Linked DNA regions of Homo sapiens: regions 1 and 3 are each linked to region 2. Evidence: chromatin loops called from intact Hi-C (ENCODE). Cell type or tissue: mammary epithelial cell. All regions are shown on one strand. Links, peaks and the distances in the headings refer to the core of each region. The heading gives the core; the rest is flanking DNA.

The links. Hi-C counts contacts between places; a loop is a spot of excess contacts. Peaks named below come from ENCODE experiments on the same cell type or tissue, not always from the same donor. Only the 100,000 strongest peaks of a DNase experiment are listed, where the experiment ranks them.
Region 1: it touches region 2 in a loop (2.3-fold over the local background); 2 of 110 quality-filtered maps call a loop at or near these places.
Region 3: it touches region 2 in a loop (5-fold over the local background); 5 of 110 quality-filtered maps call a loop at or near these places.

The regions. Positions count from the first base shown.
Region 1 is chr21:38,951,827-38,959,498 of GRCh38, forward strand. No RefSeq gene overlaps it. Among named protein-coding and RNA genes, the nearest start is that of ETS2-AS1, 17 kb to the left of the region's middle. In mammary epithelial cell, for the core only: no CTCF peak of the experiment used is centred there; a DNase peak (open chromatin) is centred at 3,815.
Region 2 is chr21:39,044,725-39,052,396 of GRCh38, forward strand. All of the region lies in intron 3 of LINC02943 (long intergenic non-protein coding RNA 2943), which reads right to left. Among named protein-coding and RNA genes, the nearest start is that of LINC02940, 29 kb to the left of the region's middle. In mammary epithelial cell, for the core only: no CTCF peak of the experiment used is centred there; DNase peaks (open chromatin) are centred at 3,537 and 4,067; H3K27ac peaks cover 2,289 bases.
Region 3 is chr21:38,908,856-38,916,527 of GRCh38, forward strand. The region is part of intron 2 of ETS2-AS1 (ETS2 antisense RNA 1); the gene reads right to left. Among named protein-coding and RNA genes, the nearest start is that of ETS2-AS1, 26 kb to the right of the region's middle. RefSeq lists enhancers at 5,565-6,065, 6,066-6,566. In mammary epithelial cell, for the core only: no CTCF peak of the experiment used is centred there; DNase peaks (open chromatin) are centred at 4,406 and 4,756; H3K27ac peaks cover 1,280 bases.

The sequences.
Region 1 (7,672 bases), core at 2,851-5,350, 92 kb before region 2:
TTCCCATCTAGCAAAGATACCAGAAAGCTGAACTCACCTTTCATCATTTTTAAAAAAGGATAACGTCTTTGGGAAGCTTTTCTTCCCATGAAATCTTACTGCCTTCCCAGGGTATCACATATTTAAAGTACAGCTGTGCTCATCGAAGGAGAGAGAGGACAGGGGAAGGTAAAACCTTTCTCCTGCCCTGTAGGGGCCTCTCCCCAGAATTCCTCAGGACCCACAGAGGAAAGCTGAAATGCTTGGATTTAATACAATGCCCCATTTTTTTTAACTGAGCTGAACATAAAATTAAGCATTTTAAAAGGAAAGATTCGGTACATTCACAACATTGTGTGACCACCACCTCTATCTAGTTGCAAAACATTTTCATCAACCCCAATAAGCACCAAACCCATTAAGCAATCAATCTCCAGTCCCTCCTCCCTTTACCCCATAGCACCACCAATTTGCTTCCTGTGGGTACAGGTTTACCTATTCTAGTATTTCATATCAATGGAATCGGACAATATGTGCCTTTTTAGATCTGTCATCTTTCACTTAGCATAATGTTTTCAAGGTCCATCCACACTGTAGCACATATCAGGAGGTATTCCTTTTTATGGCTGAATAATAATCTATTGTAGGGAGACATTCGTCTCCCCATTGATGGACATTGGGGTTGTTTCCACCACCTTTTGGCTACTGCGAATTACTGTGTCTCTGAGCATTAGTGTGTAAGCACTTGAGTTTCTGTCTACAGTTCTTTTGGGTATATACCTCCATGCTCCAATGCTATAGATGAAGAACCAGGCCACAAAAGATCTAGTGACTTGGCTAGGCTTACTCAGCAAGCTCATGGCTATGCTGGACCCCAGGTCACCGAGTACCTGCTCCAGCTTCTACTGAACCCCAACATTCCATGAGAGCTTGGACTTGGCCCCACCTCTCCACTTATGGCAATGCCAGTTCCCTGGCTGGGAAAGCCCTCTCTGGTTTTCTTTCCCTTCCAAATCTTCCCACTCAGATCTCAGCACTCTATCCTCCTTCCCCACAAGGTGTTCCCTGACCACCCACAGCCCTTCCACTTCTTCCTCTAATTTCCAGTCTTATGATAATCTAATTATAAGTCCACATGGCACACAGTGTGTTTCACGGGTAATTTGGTGACTTGTGTTGACAGTAAGATATTTGAGGACAGGAGCTTAGCAAATCTTTATGACAGATTAAATACATGGGCAGAGGCTTGCAGAGCCAGATGGGTGACTTCATCTGGTCTGCTGGCATCCACTTTGGCTGACATGACTAGCAATGTTACAGTCACTATACAGTTGACATGACGACATTCAACAACACCAAAAGGTCTAAACAGTGCTTTAGATCCCCTGGCTGGTGATGTTCACAGCAGCGAAGTCACCAGGAATATGCAAAGACACAACAAGCCTTGTCAACACCACCTTGCCACAGCTGGAGCCACTAAATATGTGGACAGAGTCCTGGCCCAAGAGTATAGCCCAGGAGAGGAATGGACATCCCTCTCCCCACCTTTGAGTAGAAAATGACCAGTGAGCCTGGCACGATGGCTCATGCTTGTAATCCCAGAACTTTGGGAGGCCATGGTGGGCGGTTAACCTGAGGTCAGGAGTTTGAGACCAGCCTGGCCAACATGGTGAAACCCTGTCTCTACTAAAAAATACAAAAATTAGCCAGGCATGGTGGCAGGTGCCTGTAATCCCAGCTACTCAGGCGGCTGAGGCAGGAAAATTGCTTGAACCTGCAAGGCGGAGGTTGCAGTCAGCCAACATTGTGCCATTGCACTCCAGCTGGGGCAACAGAGCGAGACTCCATCTCAAAAAAAAAGAAAACAAGAAAATGACCAGTGAAGGCAACACAAAAGGGATCAATGACGTCATCAATTACAGGATCATGCTCGATTATCTAAAACTCAGTTTGCCCTGTTGTAGGACTTGATCTTTCATAGAGATTGTTATTACAGAAGTACTTTAAGGACTTTAGAAATATGCCAGTAAAACACACACTTTTTTTAAAATTCATTCCAGAGATTTCCATTCCCCAATGAGGTCCTCATCAGAGTCATCAAAGGAGCAGCACATCCAAGAAAGTCCAAAAGAGATAGACTTTTTTTTAATGATGCATTAGAAAACCTGACCCCAACCCCTGCCTTTCTTTGTCTACTTTATCACATTTGTAGGTTTAGAAAAGTTTGTCTTTCAGTCTCAAAACTTTTGGAAAAAATAATGTCCCACTGTCTTTCATATCAAAAAGAAACGACAAGTGTGTTGATCGTACAGAGCCAATCTCCTCTTCACATAATGAATAAAGAGAAGTTTCCATTCATTTGGCCACAAAACAGGTCATTTTCTTCAAAATGTACACACTAAAACAATAAATTAAACACTTATGCTTCCAAGGGAGAATAGAAAGATAAGAGCAGGAGACATATGTGTGTCTTGATGGTGGGTGCCGGTGTATCCTGGGAGCTTAACCCTCACTGCAGATTTAATATTCACAAAAGCCCATTGAGGTGGGTACTATCATCTCTGTCTAACGGTGAGAAGATCAAGAAACTAAGGCTTGGGGAGAATAAGTCATGAACACCAACTTCCCATGTTAGGAACGGTGGGTTCAGGGTAGAAATCTCAAAGTTCAGCTTTTCCCACCACACTTGAAAGGAATTAGTAGAAATTAATGGCTTTACAGACCTCACAGCCACCAGTTTTTTGCTGTGGGACCTCCCCTGTGTCTGTCCTCTCCACATGTCTTGTGTCAGGCCCTGGAGAAGCACAGGGTGCCGCTACCTCTTCACCTGCTGAGCAAACCCTGTCATTGAAGCAACCAGGTGCTCACACGTGTTGTGAACACAAGACTCCAATAAGGGGACACCTGTGTGTATCCAATTTTCTACCAGCAGCAGCTTATCCACTGGGCATGAAAGGGAGGAAAACTACTCAGCCAGTCATTAGGTAAATACTCACTGCTTATCTCAATGCAAAAAAACAAGCACCCTTCTGCAGGAGTAAAAGGAAGTGTGGAAAGGTGAAGAGAGCAAGGGGCAGGAAGCAGACAGTTCAGAATCAGGAGCCTTCTCTGCTTGTGTGGACAAGCTACTCACACTCTCTTAGCCTCGACTTTCCTATCTGTGAGTGGGACTGGCAATCAAACCACACTACTATAAAAAGGATACGTTTGCCCAAAATAGCCAACAGGTGGAAGCAAACAGGCGAATAGATAAACAAAATGTGGTCTCTACATACAATGCAATATTATTCAGCCTTAAAAAGGAAAGCGCTTCTGACACAGGCTACACCATGGATAGTCCTTGACGGCATATTGCCGAGTGAAATGAGCTAGTCACAAAAAGACAAATACTGTATGATTTCAACTTACATGAGGCACCTGGAGGAATGAAGTCCATAGAGACAGAAAGTAGAATGGTGTTTGCCAGGGGCTGTAGGGAATGGGGAGTTAGGGTTTCACGCATAGCAAATTTCACTTTTGCAAGACAGAAACAGGCCTGGAGATGGATAGTGGGGATCGTTGCACAGCAGTGTGAATGTACCTAGTATCATAGAACTCTCCGTAAAAATGGTTAAGTTGGAACATTTTACATTATGTGTACTTTACCACAATGGAAATTAATAATGCTAAAAAAATAACATGTTTGCCATGATTCTGTCACTGTTGCTGAGGAGAAAAGAAACGCCTTGTACTGTGGACCCAATCAACTCAAATTAGAATCTCTTGGGATGGTGCCCAAGCACAGGCATGTTCTAGAGGCTCTATCACACCCACGCCAGAGCTGAGCATCACCCAACGAGCCGAGTGCTCAGGTCACGTTAGTGACTCATGTCCCTCAGCCTGACACTTACTCATGTTGCTGCAAAACAGCAGGATACATTGGGAGCACCCAGGCATCTGTGTGCATTGAATTAACTTTTATTTAGCTCAACTCAAGAAACATTTCTTGCCTACCAACAGGGCTGGCATCACAGGCACCTGCAGGTAGTGCCACAGCGGGCGCCCTCAGAAGGCCCTGCTCGTGGTTTAATGCTCAGTGGCTGCCATTTTGAAATTCTTAACGATTTTTGAACAAGGAGTCCTGCATTTTCCTTTTGTACTGTGGGCCCTGCAAATTGTGTATTTGATTCTGCCTACAAAACCAGATCCTGTTCTAGGCCTGGAGAAGCCAGAGATAAAAGGCAAAGTGGCTATGGAGAGGCCATAGGCTGCAGAATGCCCAGGGCAAGCTGAGGCCAACCCCATCAGGACCTCCTGGTCCACCACTCACCCCACCCCCTTCGCCTGGAGAGCCAGACATGGATTTGCCTGCAGAGGAGGGAGGAGGAGAACCCCTGACTGTGGGTGGATATAAACAAGCTCATGACGAGTGATAAGTAACATATGCAACAGGAACAATGATGCAAAACATCGGTGCACGTTGGGCTTTAGGACAGGGCAAAACTATACACAAAGCAGGCATCTAAGAAGCTAAGTTCTGAGTTCTCAGCTCACCCCATGCTCACTCTTCTTGCCAGCATTCATGGAACATCCACCATCGTGCACCGGAGTCCCCACAGCTTCCAGTCTCAATAAGCCATGGCCGCAAATAAGCACCACCAACCACTTACTGAAAGCTTCCTTCGTGCCAGGCACTGTGCTGAGTGCTTTATATAAGCAGCCGCAAGTGCTTCCCATCATGGCTTCCTAGCTGGCTATTAATTGAACTGTTTTACAGATGAGGACCAGGAATGATCAGAGAAACCAAGGAACTTTCCCAAGATTACGTAGCCAGTTAGCAGGTGATCAGATGTGAACTTGGGTCTTTTGCTTTGAAATCTGTAACTTTGCCCTTCAATGTAAAATACCCTTAGGTTGAACCACATGCAGTTGGTGTTTGGCCGAATATTGTCAATTTCATCAGGCAGCGTGTGATGCAGCTGAAACTGAGACCATCCATAAGCCCTGTGGGAGGCCAGTGAACCCACAGATAAATCCAGATCACTCCCTGTTCTGTAAATCAGCGTGCCGGGCAAACAGCTCTCTTAAGCAGGGAAATGAAGGGAATAAAGAACAAACAAGTGGGAAGCTCTGTAAGAACAATATCCTGTGAGCAAGCTGAATGAAAGCACCTGCCTTCCTCCCTCAGCCCAAGCCAGCTTGCTTAATAAATTAGATTGCTTGTTTGTTAGAAGCACCTTTTTAAAAGGTGAGTGTAGACAGCTGCTCTCCAGATAATGACACTAAGCAGAGCTGTTGCTACCAAGCCACGCTAGAGATAAGGCTGCTTTCCCAGAAATACATTTCGGGGCAGGGCAAATTGAAAGTGTGTACTTCTCAGGTAATAGGTAATAAACATTCCGTTTTGGAGCTTTCTATATTGAGCTTCTGCACCTGGTCGCTGGAAGGCTATGGTGTCAGCACCAAGCCTGCAGATTGCTTTGTATATCAGCCACCCCTGTTTTTCCCCAGTAAAATACCACTCCCGGCTTGGCCGCCAGCTCCTTCCTCTTTCTTGGTGGAAATCTACTGCTTTCTTAAACTGGTGCATGGAAAATTACATGGTCAGCGCCACACTCGGGGCTAGAAAAGCACACATCCCACAGTGATTTCAAATGATCCAGCCTTTCATCATTAAAAAATAAATTCTGTGGGCGAGGAGAAAAGAATCGTGAGGCCCCTAAGCAGGTGACTCATTTCAGACAGAAATGCCAAAGCCATTTCTGAACAGATGGGTTGACAGGACACTTAGCAAATGCTGCTTTTAATTCTTTCTTGCACTCATTCATTCATTCAACAAATATTCCCCCAGGCTTATGGAGCATGGGGCACCACTGTAGGCACTGGGGAAGTAGCTGCCAAATACAAAATAAAACCCAAAAAATCCCTTCTTCCCTGGAGCTTCCACTCTACAGGTGGAGACAGAGAGGAAACAGATAAGGAAACTCTAAGAGTTATGGGGTAAAGACAGCTGGGGGGGCGGTGCGGGTGGAGGGGTTGCCTTGGTGGAAAGGTGATCTTAGAGCAAACAGGGAGAGAAGGTGCAGAGGGAGCTCTGTGGTTACCTGGGGGGAAAATGGTCCTTCTACGCAGAGGGAGTGGGAAGGGCCTAGGGGGAAGTAGGGCCAGCTTGATCCTGGGAGCCGTGTGGCTGTGGGCATGGAGTAAATGGGGACGAGCAGGTGAGAGGTGAGGCAGGTACACTGAGGCCAGGTGGCCACCAGGAGCACCTTGACTTTGCCTCTGAGTGGGATGGCACTCACTGCTCTGTGCAAAGGAAAGTCATGACTGGACTTGCTTTTTGCCAGACACACTTTGAGGCCAAGAGGGAGCAGGGAGAGGAATGTTGACATCATTGAGGTGTAGGATGATGGAGTAAGAGATGGACATGGTGGAGTGGGAGCAGAGGCCAGGGTCTAGCTAGGTGTCAATGGGGATGTTACTGACAGAAAGACTCTACGATTCCTCCAGGTGGGGCATACCCTCAACATCAGCCCATGGATGGATGTTCCCAGACCCCAGGAGTCTCACCATAAATTCTCCCTGGGACAGACTGTGGGTGGCAGTGGTCGCCATCTGTCCTTGGCTGACAGGTGCCCAGAGCTGTGGCAGTGTCATTCCCAGCAGCCCCAGGATTAGGCTGTTATCTCTGTTTACCAACAGGAAGAGACACTCGGTGGAGGATTCAAGCTGATACAGGAGCCGTGGATTGCCACCTGCCTCTTCTCCTATGCCTGTCATGAGTACACACACCAGTCCTGTCTGCTGGCCAAGCCCCCTTGCTCCCAGGTGGGAGAACAATGTGTAGAAGCACAAATTATAAACTGATTCTTGTGTTCTCTAAAGACAGTCTGTTTTTCAGATCATGATTAGGAATGAGTAAACGGTAAGTCTCAAAGTTTTCAGGGGCTTATTATACAGGGCCTATCAGAGTAAAAATAGAAATTACAACAGCCCAACATGGAAGAAAGTTTTCCTTCCTCACTCCCAAACTTCAAACAGAGTCCGAGGGTTAGGATGTGGGCGTAGCTTTTTGGGGGGCCACAATTCAACCCATTCCAGCTAACTTGATTGAGTATTGATGCCTTTTAAACAAGCAATGGAGTGATCATCGGAGATGAAGAAGCAATTTAAGCTCAACCCTCAAATGCAAACCCTTCCAAAGCAAACATCCTAGGAGGTGCTACTTGAGTTAACCTCGGAGATGATTAACCTGGGTTTTGCACCACTGCCCTGAGCCATTTTCCACAGAACAGAACAGAACAGAATTCTTTATTATGTTTCTCAAGATGCTACTTTTCTACACTGCAGTTATTTCAGGCATGACTCATGTTAAAATGAGTGTGATAAGATTTCTTGGTAAAACCCCTGGGAGGCTTTGAGTAGAGAGTTTTTAACAGTAGCTACCCCAAGCAAGGCAGCTGGAGTGGGTTGAATGGTTCCTCCCCAAAAGATCATCCCTGTCCTAACCCTTGGACTCTGACTGTGACCTTATTTGGAAAAAGAGAGTTTACAGATGTAACTAAGTTTGAGATCTCAAAATGAGGTCACCCTGGATTACACAATGGGCCCTAAAGTCAATTACAGGCATCCTTATAAGAGACAGCAGAGAAGACACAGACACAGAGGGGAAGGCCATGTGAAGGCAGAGAATGGAGTGACGCAGCCACAAACC
Region 2 (7,672 bases), core at 2,178-4,677:
TCTTATTTATGAAGGAGAGACATTGGAAACACTCAGATGCAGGAATCCAAGTTAGGAAGATAGAGCCAATTGTTTGCTTGATGATTTCCAAGAATTCTTTGTACCTTTGAGCCTCTCTTTCAATTCTCTAACAGGTTTAGATATTACAAATATTTTCTCCCAGTCTGACACTTGCCTCTTCACTTTATCGAAGGTTCCCTATCTTGGACAGAAACTCTTCATTTTAATGTGATCGATAGGATACTGACGTGATCAGGACAGATACATTTGGAAGGACAAAGAACAACTTGCAATTTTCCTTTGATAGGCTAACCCCCACAGTGCCAGCCATGCCCAGTAAATCTATTCCACATTCAGAACACTGTAGACTTAAAATATTCCCAAAAGAATATTGAGACTTCAAATCAATGAAAGATAGGAACAAGAGGAAAATAAGACTTGCTCCCAGCTGTGAAAGACATAATCTTCTAATATACTGGTTCTCTTGCAAAGCAGAAATCATTTTTCTCAGTTCATCGGAGTCATAGGTGTTCTCACCACAGGAGAAAATTTGAAATGCAAGGGGTGGGACTTCACATGGCCAAGTGATTTCATGCAAAAGCTCCTGGGATTCACAGATAGGCAGGGCCTGATTTTTTTTTTTTTTTTTTTAATTTTAGATGGAGTCTCACCCTGTCACCTAGGCTGGAGTGCAATGGCGTGATCTTGGCTCACTGCAACCTCTGCCTCCCAGGTTCAAACGATTCTCCTGCCTCAGCCTCCCAAGCAGCTGGGATTACAGGTGCCCACCACCACGCCCAGCTATTCTTTGTAGTTTTAGTAGAGTCGGGGTTTCACCATGTTGGCCAGGCTGGTCTCAAACTCCTGGCCTCGTGATTCACCCACCTCAGCCTCCCAAAGGGCCTGATTTTTACATACGGTTGGAGAGGAACCCAAGAAGCAGCACCGACATGACTGGTGCACTCAGTTCTATGCAGAGCATGGAGCCACACACAAAGGTGAACAAGACCCAGCCTGCCTAAGAGGGTCCCTGGGTCTCAGGGGGAAGGCAGGCGGGCAAACGAGTAAATGAAACATAGCAGACTTCACCCTGGAGAAACAAGGGGCCATGAGAACGTGCCAAAGGCAGCAGCTCCCAGTCAAGAGACCCAAAGATGCTTTCAGAGGGAAGGGAAATCTGAGCTAGGTTTTGAAAAATGAAAGACAACAAAGAAGAGTAGTCCCACCTGTGGGCCTTGGAACAGACGGACACAGTGCAATCCAGCTTCCAGAACTTTCCATGTGTGGGGTGAGGAAGTGAGGAAGTCGTGCCTCACAGTGTCTTTTTTTTAATATTTTCAAGTTTTTTTTCTACTTTTTATTTTACCTTTTTTATTGTGGTAAATTATACTTAACGTAAAATTTATATCTTAAGCGTTTTAAGTGCACAGTTCAGCAGCATTAAACACATTCAGGCTGTTGGGCAGCCATCACCACCATCCATCCACAGAACTTTTTCATCACCCCAAACTGAAACTTGTATCCATTAATCATTCCCCTTTCCCTCCCAGCCCCTGGCACCCACCATTCTACTTTCTATCTCTATGGATTTGACTGTTCCAGGAACCTCATACAAGTGGAATCATATATATGGTTTTCTGTGATTGGTTTATTTCACTTATCATAATGTCCTCAAGGTTCATGCATGTTGCAGCATGTGTCAGCATTTCCTTCTTTTTCAAGGCTGAATAATATTATTACGTGGATGGACCACATCTTGCTTCTCCATTCATCTGTCAAAGGACACTTGGGTTGCTTCCACCTCTCGGCTTCTGTGAATGACGTGTCTGTACACGGCAGTGGACCCAGGCCTGCCCATGTCCCCGCCACTCCTCATAGCACCTACCCCTGACCTCGGCGCCGGGGGTCTCCCCTGCATTTGTGTGGTGTCTCTGATCATGCTGGTTCCTAGACATTCACCCTTCAGTCCCAGTGGTAGCAATGCTGACTTTGTGCCTCTTCCGCAGCCCCTCTGTACTCATCTGAGGAGGTGACTATTCCAGGAAATGCTCCAGAACAATTCTCTGCAGAATGCCCCAGGCCCTGGCAGCTGGAAAGGACATCTGAGTCTTCTCTTCCTGAGCAAGCATGCATTTCAAGGAGGGAAGGTCAGATGACACAGTACCAACCCACCTTCTGAATGTCCCAGAGAAGCCATTGCCAGGCAATATTTTTAGGACCTCCATGAGCAGAGAACAGCATTTTTTCCTGGAGGTTATTAGCAGGCTCAGTGCAATGCAAACATCAGATAACAGCATTGCACTCTATAAAGTGTGTGTGTGTGTGTGTGTGTGTGTGTGTGTGTGTGTGTATACATGTGATGCAGACTGGCACCCAACAGCAAAAGACCTCCATGTAGCCTGGGCCACCAGGCCACAAGAATGACTCTCTAGGGATCATATGTCCCAAGAGCAAGCTCAATGCTCCTCTAACTGGACAATTCCCACCCACCCCTGGGATGAGCCAGCATGACTGTGCCATTGATACCTGGAGCAGGAATTCAACCTGAAGATCTAGGGGTAGGGGCGGGATTCCGATGGAGGGAAGAAGAGTGAAGTGTTTAATTGGTGATCAATATATGCATATCAAGAACAAACAACTACAGTATGAGGTGGAATACAAAAATTCTCACGAATTTGTGCAGAACATGAGAAAGCATCTATCTGTTTAAACAGCCTCCAAGGACAGTGCCATATTGGTACCAGAAAGAAGGAACGGTCCTGCTCCTTTATTCCTTCCTCTCCTGGCCCCTCCCCTCCCTGGAGACAGGTAGGGGGAGGGGAGAGGAGGAAGGAGCTTATATTAGTCTGTTTTCATGGTGGTAATATAAGACATACCTGAGACTGGGTAATTTATAAAAGAAAGAAGTTTAATGGACTCACAGTTCCACATGGCTTGGAAGGTCTCAAAATCATGGCGGAAGGCAAAGGAGAAGCAAAGGTATGTCTTACATACGTCTCATGAGACATATTCACTATCACAACAATAGCACGGGAAAGACCTGCCCCCATGATTCAATTACCTCCCATCAGGTCCCTCCCACAGCACGCAGTAATTATGGGAGCTACAATTCAAGATGAGATTTGGGTGGGGACACAGCCAAACCTTATCAGAGCTATCCTAAGTAAAAAGACAAGAACCAACCCCCCATTCCCAAGGCATATTTTCTGTCTGCAGCTGGCCCTGGAAGAAAAGAATCTTCTATTTTGAGTGAGGTGAGGAGTTTTCATGAGTAGATGAGGCTGGACATACTAATTACTGAGCAGAGAGAGACTTTATGGAGAATGAAATGCCCAGAGAATTTTTGATGATGAGAAAGTCACCAGAGGAACAAAGGAATCTGCCTTGATTTCAATCAAGGCGTCATGGAAGAGGAGCTCATCTCATGGGAACAACATGCAGAAAAGAATCCAGTTGTTTCCCTGTAGCCTATAAGTCCTGTCATTCACTGTTCTGGGAAAACCCTCCCTGGCCTGCAGGCTGGTTGACGAGTTGTTTGGAGGTTACCAGGGAAACGCCTCAAGGTGGGGCTTTCAGAGAACAGGAGCCACAATAGGGCCTCCGAGCTCAGGAGCCACAGCCGTGATACAGCCTCTGATAGTAAATTCCCTACAGGGATAAAAAGATAGGAGCCCTGGAGGGGATGATTCTTAAAGTCATTCTCACATGCAGTCGACATGCATGAGGTTGCCTGATAAAATACAGGACACCCAGTTAAAGCTGAATTACAGATAAACAATGACTAATTTTTTAGTATAAGTACATCCCAAATATTGCAAGAAATGTATCTGAAATATATTGCAAAAAATAAAAAATTAGCACTGGTTATCTGAAATTTAATTTAACAAGTCATCCTATATTTTTACAGTTTTACTGAGTTATAATTTACATACTATTCAACCCTACCATTTAAAGCGTACAATTCAATGCTTTTTAATATATTCACGAGGTTGTGCAACCATCGCCACAATCAATTTTAGAACATTTTCATCAGCCCCAAAGGAATCCACATCCATTAGTCACACCCACTCCCTATGCCAGCCCCAGCCCCAGGCCCTGACATCCACTAATCTACTTTCTGTCTCTAGAGATCGGCCTATTCTGGACATTTTGTATAAATGAAAGCACACAACATGTGGTCTTCAGGAGTGGCTTCTTTGATTTAGCATGTTTTTTCAAGGTTCATCCATGTTGTAATATGTATCAGTACTTCATTCCTTTTTATTGCTAAATAATATTCCACTGTATGGATACAACAGATTTTATTTATCCAATCATCAGTTGATGCACATTTGGGTTGCCTCCACTTTTTTGGCTATTATAATAAAACTGCTGTAAACACTTGTGTTTAAGTTTTTTGTAAACATATGTTTTCATTTCTCTTGCATATATATATATAGGAATACAATTTCCGGGTCACATGGAAACTCTATGTTTAACATTTTGAGAAATTTCTAAACTGTTTCCCATAGCAGCTGCACTTTTTAAAAATATATATATATGCGGCCAGGCGCGGTGGCTCACGCCTATAATCCCAGCACCTTGGGAGGCCAAGGCAGGCGGATCACGAGGTCAGGAGATTGAGTCCATCCTGGCTAACACTGTGAAACCCCGTCTCTACTAAAATATAAAAAAAATTAGCCGGGCATGGTGGTGGGTGCCTGTAGTCCCAGCTACTTGGGAAGCTGAAGCAGGAGAATGGCGTGAACCCAGGAGGCAGAGCTTGCACTCCAGCCTGGGTGACAGAGCGAGACTCCATCTCAAATATATATATATATATACACACACACACACACACACACACACACACACATTCTCACTAGCAACATCCAAGGGTTCCAATTTCTTCACATCCTCACTACATTTATTAGTTTCTGGTTTTTTCATGATAGACATCCTGGTGGTGTGAAGTGGTATCTCATTGTGATTTTGATTTACATTTTTCTAATGGCTAATGAACATCTTTTCATGTGCTTATTGGTCATTTATGTATCTTCTTTTTCTTTTCTTTTTTTTTTTAATTTGAGACATAGTCTTGCTCTGTCACCCGGGCTGGAGTGCGGCGTCACGATCTCAGCTCACTGCAACCTCCGCCTCCCAGGTTCAAGCAATTCTCCTGCCTCAGCCTCCTGAGTAACTGGGATTACAGGCACGCACCACCATGCCCAGCTAATTTTTTTGTATTTTTAGTAGAGATGGGGTTTTGCCATGTTGGCCAGCCTGCTCTCCAACTCCTAACCTCAGGTGATCCACCTGCCTTGGCCTCCCAAAGTGCTCAGATTATTGGCATGAGCCACCACACCTGGCCTGTGTATCTTTTTTGGAAAAAAAAAAAAATCTTCTCAGATCCCTGGCTTGTTTCTTAATTGAGTTGTTTATCTTTCTGTTATTGATTTTTAAGGGTTCTTTATATGTTCTGGATACTAGACCTCATCAGATATATGACTTGCAAATCTTTCCTCCCATTCTGTGGGCTGTCTTCTCATTTTCTTGATGGTCTCCTTTGAAACCCAAAACTCTTTCATTTTGATAAAGTCCAATTTATCTATTTCTTGTTGTTGTTGTTGCTGTTGTTGTTGTTGTTGTTGTTTTGAGAGACAGTTTCACTCTGTTGCCCAGGCTGGAGTGCAATAGTGCACTCCAGCAACCTCAGCCTCCCAGGTTCAAGAGATTCTCCTGCCTCATCCTCCCAAGTAGCTGGGATTACAGGCGTGCCATCATGCCCAGCTAATTTTTGTATTTTTAGTAGAGACAGGGTTTTGCCATGTTGGCCAGGCTGGTCTTGAACTCCTAACCTCAAGTGATCCACCCGCCTCGGCCATCCAAAGTGCTGGGATTACAGGCATGAGCCACCACACCTGGCCTTATTGTTATTGTTTGTGCTTTTGGTGTCATAGCTAAGAAGGCTTTTCATGACCCGAGGTTATAAAGATTTACTCCTATGTCTTCTTCTAAGAGTTTTATAGTTTTAGCTCTTACACTTAGGCCTATGATCGATTTTGGTATACGGTGTAAGGAAGAGGTCCAACTTCATGCTTTTGCATGTGGGTGTCTGGTTGTGCCAGCACCACTTTTTACAGGCATCTGCTAAATCTGGCAACCCTAGGCAGAGGTTTAGCAACTGGAACAAGTGTAGGGCCTCTGTGAGCATCAGTGGGTTAGAGTTGATCTCTTCCAGGAAAATGTTCATTCTCTTCTTTCCTCTCCACATGAATCCACACCCTCCTTCAGCCCTTGGCCTTAAACACTAAGTGGAGGCTGGAAAGGAGAGACCACTGGGCCCAGCCTCTGGTGGCATGTGATGACAGTGGTGCAATTGTTAATTTTATGATATTGACGTGGCCTTCATTGGAACCAGCTCTTGGCTAGGGCTCAACTATCTGGACTAATCTTCACTCCACTTTAAGTTTGGAGCCTAAATCCTGCAACAGCAACTAAAATTTATGAATGTTTTTCTTTCCTGGAACCAAGGCCCCTGGTCCAGGTCTCCTATATCTCCTCCATTCCCTTTTAAGTTGTATCCTTAGCCATGATGACAGGCATCAGAAGGCATTCCCTCTGTTCAGGGCCTCTGAACCGAGCCAGTGGCAGCTCTTCCTGTCCCCTGCCACCTTGGTTCACAGAAATCCTCTTCCAGTCCCCTAGGCCGTCAGCCAAATTGCACAGTGAATTCTGCCTGTGAGAATTTAGAGAAACACTTGTTGGACTGTGTTCCTACAAGCAGGTGTTGAGGCTGCTCAACAGAATGTCTGTGAAAAGACCCAGCCCCCATTGCCTATGCTGTCCCCTTCCTGGCATTGAGCCTGAAAGCCAACCGGGCAATTTACTTTAAGGCTCAGACTTGACATGGCTCATAACTTTCTTCTGAGCCCATGAAGTTACTTCCCCAGACAAGCTCTGTCATCTGCGTGAGATGACTTATCCATTAGCAAGGATGAATAATGCCTAAACACATCACTGGATCTTCCCCAAGCCCCGCTAGGGTATGGAGAACAAGGAATAATCCTGCCTGCAGAGCTGGAATCAGGCAATCACCCACAATGCCTTGAGTCCTTGATTCATCCCTGGGAATCATGGCTGAACATGCAGCCCAGGCCCATCCAAAGCTCGAGGGATGGGGAGGGACAGCTACACATTCCAAAGAATTTGTGTCAACAGAAGCCTTGGTGTCTCTTAATGACCCTCTGGGATGAAGGCAGAAGAAGCAAAAATAGATCAACCCCCTCCATTAAAGAATGATTATTTTTTTCCTACCTTCATAGTGGGAAACATACCATTGAATTTGCACTTTATTAATGAAATGTATCATCAAGTTTACCTTTACTATGTGTATCAGTCAGGTTCTACCAGAAAAACAGATCAATTTCATATATATGTGTGTGTGTATGTATTCACACATTCTGATCATGTATATACACATCATACATATATATACACACATACACACATAACACATAGGTACATACACACATAAACACACATACGTACACACAAATATATATTACTATTATGTATATAAATATATATAAAATATACATTATATAAATATATATTAAATGTGTATATATACACACATTCTGATCATGTATATACACATCACACACACATACACATATATACATACACACACATA
Region 3 (7,672 bases), core at 3,294-5,793, 130 kb before region 2:
ATGCAGAAAGGGAGGCTTGGGGAGGTTAGGAAACTTGTCCAAGGGTTCTCAGCTGTATAGTGGGAGCGCTTGGCTAGGCAGCATGGCCAGTCTCCTTCCAGAGCTTATGCAATTAACCATGGCATCAACCTCCCCTCCCTACATGCTACCATCTTCAGCCTAGGTCTCTGGACAGGTCCATGGGTCCCTAAGTCCTCTCTTTGATTGGGAAGGGGATCCCAGCACCCCTGGAATTGCATGCACAATGGCATGTGTCTGGGCTTATGGAGGCTGTGCTGGAGAGAGGGCCCATGGCCTTCAGATTTTCAGAGAAACCTGGGATCAAAAAAAGTTTGAGAATCACTGTCCTGGTTTCAGCACTGAAAATCCCACATCCTGGGATGCCTGCTGTTGGTAGCAGGCAGCATAGAGTCCCCAGAGGAGAAGATTGAGTTTACATTCCTGGCGGTTCTCCTATCTCAGCAGGAGGGAAAAGGCTATGGGAGGTGGGAACAGGGCACAAAGCTCAGAAATGGACTGGGGAAAGGCTGAGGAGGAAGTCCTGGGACAGAATGAGGTGATTGTGACAGCAGCGCTTCAACGTTCGGGGCAGAGGTTCCAACGCCAGATCCCTGCCGAAGGTACCTGCCTTCCCGCTTTCTCTTTAGTTGACGCCACTGTTTCTGGGACAAGTTGAGGAAGGAGCACCAGGCAGTAGAGGTTTCTGAGGAGTGAAAGCGTGGTCAGGAAGACCCCCTCACCCAAAATTCTGTGCTGATGTCTGTTTAGGCGAGTACCTAGGCCATGCGGGGTGATGACATCTGATATTGTGCTGGCATCATCCATAGTTCATGACCAATTCTCCCTCCCTCAACCACTGGGTGGTCCCTGGGGTGGGGGTCCCCAGGAACCCCCAAGAACAGGCCCCCTTGCAGACCAGCAGTTCTGGACAGGTCAGACTCTGAGGCCCACAGTGAGTAGCTTGCAAGAACATCCTGAAAGTGTCCCAAAGCCAATAGAGTGTCCCAAAGCCAACAGAGTCAGGAACATGAACTGTGTGTTTGATGCTCAGAACTGCATTCTGAGCGAGATATCTGGAGTGTGCTCCGGGGCCAAGTTCTCCCGTGACAGATGAGGGGATGGGGCTCTGAGATCACCCAGGTCGCTGCTACAGCTCCAGTCTGGCAACTGGAATTGATCAGCATTTACAGCTAGCTCCAGCCTGCTAAATCAAGAAAGTGAGGAAGGGCTGGCCTGACACATTTCCTTCACAGGCTCAACAATGGCTAGAACCTCCCAGGAGAGCCTGGGCTTCCTTGAGCCATATACCGTGGCAGCCCTATGGCCGGCACCGGCGTGAGTCAGTTTTTGAGATTACAAGGGGGTTGCTGGATGCTTCCTCCTCCACCTGTCTTTTGTTTCCTAAATTCAGGGTGCTTTTGTCCCTGAAGCCCTTTGGAATGTGTGGCTCCAGCTTCCCCAGCTGCTTTTCACCCTAAGGACCAGGCAGCTGCAGACTTCCAGAGACAACAACAGGGAATTATAGGTGTGAGTCCTTCGAGAGGCAGTTCTCCCAAAGCAAGCCCCACTTCCTAAAAGCAGCCACACTTGTCGCTCAAGCAAGGCAGGGAGGAGCATGGACAATGGTGTCAGAGCCACTCCCTTTTGAACATTTGCCTCTACAGAACCTGGCCGGGGCCATGGGATGCCCTGTTTGGCTACCTGAGGCCTGAATCTATCGGGATCTGTAAGAAGCGACCACTGACATTGAGAATGGCACCAGCCATCTCCAGAAGGAGCAGGTCATCTGACTCACTGGCCACACACTTCGCTTGTGGAAGAAAGCCCGAGGCTACCTGGATGAAGAAAGGCATTTGTGCTAAATTAGGCAGTTTACAGACCTAACACCATAAAGCAGCCACAGGGCTCCCTTCTCTCCTCTCAAAATTCTTAAGGTGCCAAAGACGCCCCCACCCACCAGCCTCTTCAATTCCAGGCAGAACCCAGCCCTGTGCCTGGCTGTCATCAAGGGCACCAGGCTGGTGTTTTGGCAACAAACCAGCTTTCAAAGTGACATCAAATTGCTGTGAATCACCCGATCTGATTCAAATGAGGGCTTAGGTGGATTTAGAGATAGCTGATTGCCTCAGATGAATGCACAATTGCCTCAGAAAGTAATTTACCTCTGGGAGTTTCAGGTACTAAACATTTAGAGTTTGCATTTAAACTCTAAACTGGGGCAGGGGCAGCTATTCTTTTGCTGGCAGGACCCAGTGAAGGCTGATCCCAGGTACCTACGACTCTTCTGTGATTGGTGCTTCCCTACCTCCCTGCCCCACCCCATCTAAGCACAATTCATTTTATTTCAAAGATGAAAAGGACCCTCGAAGTCGTGACTTGGTCTCCCCAGTCACGCCCCTAATGAGTGGAGCCCCGTGTCTGTCTGTGTTCTTCACCAGGAGTTTTTTCCATTTCCTGTGACTTTTGTTGCTGCGAAGTTCTTCCTGGTCCTGGGTCACAATTGATCATCTTCCAGCCCCAGTCACCCTGCAGGTCCCCATGGTGGAAGTCAACTCCCCTTCTCATGCCATGTTCCTTCACAGATGTGAACAGCACTCTCTGTCTTATCTTTTAAAGACCCAAACCCTGAGCCCCTCCTACTACCAAACCATGGTTCTAGAGCTCTTCATGTCTTATCCATCCTCCCTCTGGCTTTTCCTATTGGGGGCCTCCTTCTCAGAGGGTAGCAGCTACATACACCAGGGATGGACTCAATAATGTCACCTCCCTTGTTTCAGCCAGTAGACCTCTATTGATTTAATCTGAAGTCACATTGGCCTTTTGGCAGCCTGTCCCAATGGTGACTCATAATGAGATTCATTTAGAGTCAATCAAACTCTTATAAAGGACACTGCCTGAACATATCCAACAAAGCAGGTAGCTGTTCTGTTGAACTTTGGAGCAAAATGTCCGACTTTTACATTTGTCCCTGTTAAATTTCTCCATTTTAATCTGCCCCATCATTCCTTCCCTGTCATTCCTATAGTTTTCTGTCATCTGGGAACCTGTTGCAAGTGCCTTCTGTCGATTGATCCAGATGATTGTTTACAGCGCAATTTTGTTATGGAATCACCTAACTATGTCAGCCTACAGCTTGCTTTCCTCTGCCTTGTTCAGAAAGGTCACAGAAGGCTGCTTCTTCACTGCTTTGCTGAAACATCTTAAAGTGTTGGGCCAGGAGAAGTGTTAGAGACCATCTGCTTCAAGCCCTTCATTTTTCAGATGAAGAAACTGAGGCCAGGTGAGGTAAAGAGGCTGCTAAAAGATCATACAGTGACCTGGTCTGCAGCAGAGCCAAAGATCAGGACTCAGAGATTCCCGTACCCAGGGACCCTCTGGTTATTTGCCCAGCAAGGAAACCACTGGTACACTCCATCAAGTCTGCTGGAAGACTCCAAAACAGTGGACAACAGAGCCCCTGCCCTTGGGAAGAAAGGCTAAGTGGGCCCTGAAAAGTAAGTAATCAACTGATGACTAGAGAAACAGAATGTGGTCCAGACATACAATGAAATACAGTCCAGCCATGGAAAGGAATGAAGCGCTGACGCATGCTACAACGTGGGTGAACCTTGAAAAATTATGGTCAGTGAAAGAAGCCAGTGGCAGAAGACCACATATTGTATGATTCCATTCAGAGGATTTGCCACAATAGGAAGATCCCTCGAAACAGAGAAAGCACCTTCGTGGGTGCCGGGGGGCTGGGGGGTAGGGGGAAATGGGGAGTGACTGCTAATGGGTACAAGATTTCTTTTTGGAGTGACAGAAATGTTTTGGAATTAGACCATGCTGATGGTTGCCCAACAATGTAATGCACTCAAAACCACTGAACTGTGCACCTTAAAATGGTTAAAATGGTGAATTTTATGGCATGTGAATTATGCCTTCATCTTTAACAAGAGCATCAGCCTGTCTTCCTGCTCTCTGGTGGACAGTGGAGAAGAAAGGAAAGGAAGGAGGTCAAGAACAAACCCTTTCCTCCTCTCCCAGCTGAAGAGCTTTGCAGACGGCGGGGAGGGCCTGGAGGGGCCGCTCTCTGGGCAGCTGAGGGTTGCTTTTCCACCTAAAGGGCCTGTCTGCCATGTCCTTCCTGGCGCATCCTGAGTGTCCCCTGGGCTGTGGTCCTGGGACCTCCCCCACTCTTCTGCCCTTCTGCCGCGATGGAAACTGGGCCTCCCTGGGCTGCTGCTCTGCCTTGGAAGGAAATGGGGGACACTTGCTTGGCTCTTCAGCACCCGCCCCGTGCTTCCGCGTTTGTGTGAAGGGCAAAGGTTTTAGCGATCTCCTGCCAGGCTCAGATCCGCTCCTCTACACGGCACGCCTTGCTCTGGCCAAGGCTCCATTCGGAGGAATTCGGGTGCGGCACAGCGTCAGGGTCCAGTGACAGCAGCAGCAGGAGTCACCTGGGAGGCCCCCAGCTGGCCTCAGAGCACGGGCAGGAAGAGGAGCCAGAAACTGAACAGCGGTGGGGAGGGGGTTTGGATAAAGTATGCAGAAATCACCGTGGAGAAGAGAAGCAACTGGGGCTGTTTGAGAAAGAAAAAAAAAAAAATTAAATCCTCTGCCAGTTTGGAAGCGCATTGCTTTCATGTCGGCCTGGCTGATTCCCGCGTGGGCGTGCGGCCCTGGCTCTGGCGGCCTGCCGGGGAGCGGGGAGCGTGGGTGGCCTTCCCAGAACAAAAGTTCAGGCTGCAGGAGTCACCTGCGGGAGAGCCCTGTCCCCTCCCACCAGGGACCGCTCCGCCCACCGCCCAGGGCAGTGAGCACCGCAGCCAGGTAGCCCTGCTGCCAGGGAGGGAGGGCGAACATGCACTGCGCACAACACACAACACATGCACACAACAGACAAAAGACAACACACACAACACATACAACACAAATACAACACACAACACATACAACACAAACACAACAGACAACACAAACAACATACAACACATACACACAACACACACAACAGACCACACACAATATACAACACACACTACAAACAAGCACAATATACTAGACACAATACACAACACATATACAACACACAATACACAACACACACTACAGACAACTTACACACACCACATAACATACAATATACAACACAACACACACACAACAAACCACGCACGCCACAANNNNNNNNNNACAACATACCACACAACACACAATATACAACATACACAACAAACCACACACAACACACACCACAAACCACACACAACATACAACACACATCACAACTACACAATATACACCACATACAACACACAATATACACAACACACACCACATACCACACACAACATGCAACACATACCACACACAACACATACAAATGCATACCACATACCACACACATACAAACACATGCCACATACCACACAAACCACACAGCGCACACCACATACACAACACACAACACAAACCACACACTGCACACACCACACAAACACATTACACAAACCACACACTACACAAAACACATCACACACAGCACACACATCACACACAACACATGCACCACATATACACCCACATACACACCACACACACCACACTTCACACACATCCCACACACCCCTCTCTCTCTCTCCTTCCCTGTCTCTCTCTGTCTCTCTGTCTCTCCCTCCCTGTCTCTCTCTCCTCATGCGTTCTCACCCATGGAGAATGTAAGTGAGAGGAGCTATTTACGTCATCCATAAAGAAGAAGGGAGGAAGGACCACAGAAGCCCACTCTCTATCAGAAGGGCCAGAGCTCAGGGAGCGCCTTTGTCAGCAAGATGGGAACCAGCTTTTACGGAGCACTTTGTGTCTTCAAAGAACTTCACCAACATTGACTCATTAAGCCACCCACACCTCTGAGGCAGCTGGGGTGGCTTGGTTCTCCCTGTCAGAGAGGAGAGAGGTCAACGCTCACCTCAGGGCACAGGGCAAATTCAAGAGAGGGCAAGGGCCAGTGTGTCCCAGATGACCCGGCCGAGGAACCTGCTTCTGTGTCAGGGAAGGGGTCAAGTGAGGTCGGAAGTCAAGGACCAGCTCTCTAGGTGCTGAAGGGTTAAGGAAGGAGGAAGAGAGGGTGGCCGGTGGCTGGTGGCATCATGTTACCTTCTGCCTGTCATCCAGAGAGCCAAGCTGAACAGGCATCAGGGTGCCTGTGAGGAGGGGTGGGCCCAGCCTTCCTGGGGCAGCAGCCCCTCCACTCTCTTTTCCTGTGCTGACAGAGAAGGGAGAAGAGGTCTCAGAGAGGCTCTTGGACCGAGTTCCTTTGTTCCTCCCTTCTAGGAGTGGTGCATTTTTACAATATCAACAGTCCTCACTCCCAGGCAAGATCTCTGTAATGCATCACACAGATGAATCCTTCTGTATCTCAAAGTTCACACACAGTATGAACTTAACAGCCAACAGGGAGCTTGTTTTTATGCTAATGGAATGGCAAAGGGAAAGTTCTTCCCAAATGAAAGAGCTTTGATGTCCTGTATTTCTATATGTGTGTGTATGTGTGTACACATATATATATACACACAAATATATATATATATATATATATACACACACACACACACACACATATATTTCCTCCAAAAAAGAAATGGCTGGTCCGGAGCTGAATCTCTTTCCTCCTCAAACCCCTACTTGGAAGCAGGCATTCCTCCCATCGTGAAAGGGCTCACATACAGCACAACTTGGTTTCTGAAAGCTTGGCCTTTGGAGCTAGAAAGATTTGTTTCAGTCATTGTCTGGATGTGGAGAAGAACCTGACTCTTAGAGGCAGCTTTCTCTGACCCCATCGCTGCCTGGGATCCCAACATCTAGGAAGAGGTTTAAAAGAGAAACTGTCCAACCCCAAACCAAGGGCAACACAAACCAGCCTGGCTTCTTCACTCACAGCTTGAGCAAGCTGCTTGTCTCGGTGATTATTTGGACACATGCTACGAAGCACAGAGACATACGCTTACCTTTTGTTTTCAGGGATTAAAGAGAAGATTTTAAAAATCTGAAGCCAAAAAGACACAGAGCAACAGAAGCAGCTGTACAAAACACACCCTCAGAAGGGAACAACTTCAGAAGAGAGAACGAGCAGGACCCTCAACTTTGTCCTGAGCCCTTCATTGGAAAGCTTATCCATCTTCATTTTTCCTAAAACTGGGATTTGTAACTAAAACCATTTCCTAAATGCTACTATGGACATTGTAGTACCAGGCACAAACTAGGGTAGATGTGTCATTTTCAAGGACAGTTTAACTGGGTGCATTGTATTTAGGTCAAGTGACTTAAAATGCTAGGTTGGACAACTTAGGTGAACTCTTTATTGGCACAATGTAATGCATATTTTGCACAGCCAAGTCAATCTTGCATTCTTGTTAGAAGGTGTGAATTGGTATTTTCAATCAGTGGCAGCTGACTATAGTATCAAGAGCCCAGGAGTTCAAATCTGCTTCTGTCATCTACCCACCAAAGGACCTCAGGCTGATTAAACCCTTCTAGACTCATGTCCCCACCTCTAAACAAACAATAGTAATGGCACCTCCCTGGTAGGTTTGCTGTAAAGATTAAATGAGATGTTGCCGCAAAACAATGAGCCACAGTAGGCATTCTCTTTGCCCTTGGATTTGTTTTTCCACAATACAATTCTATGTACCTT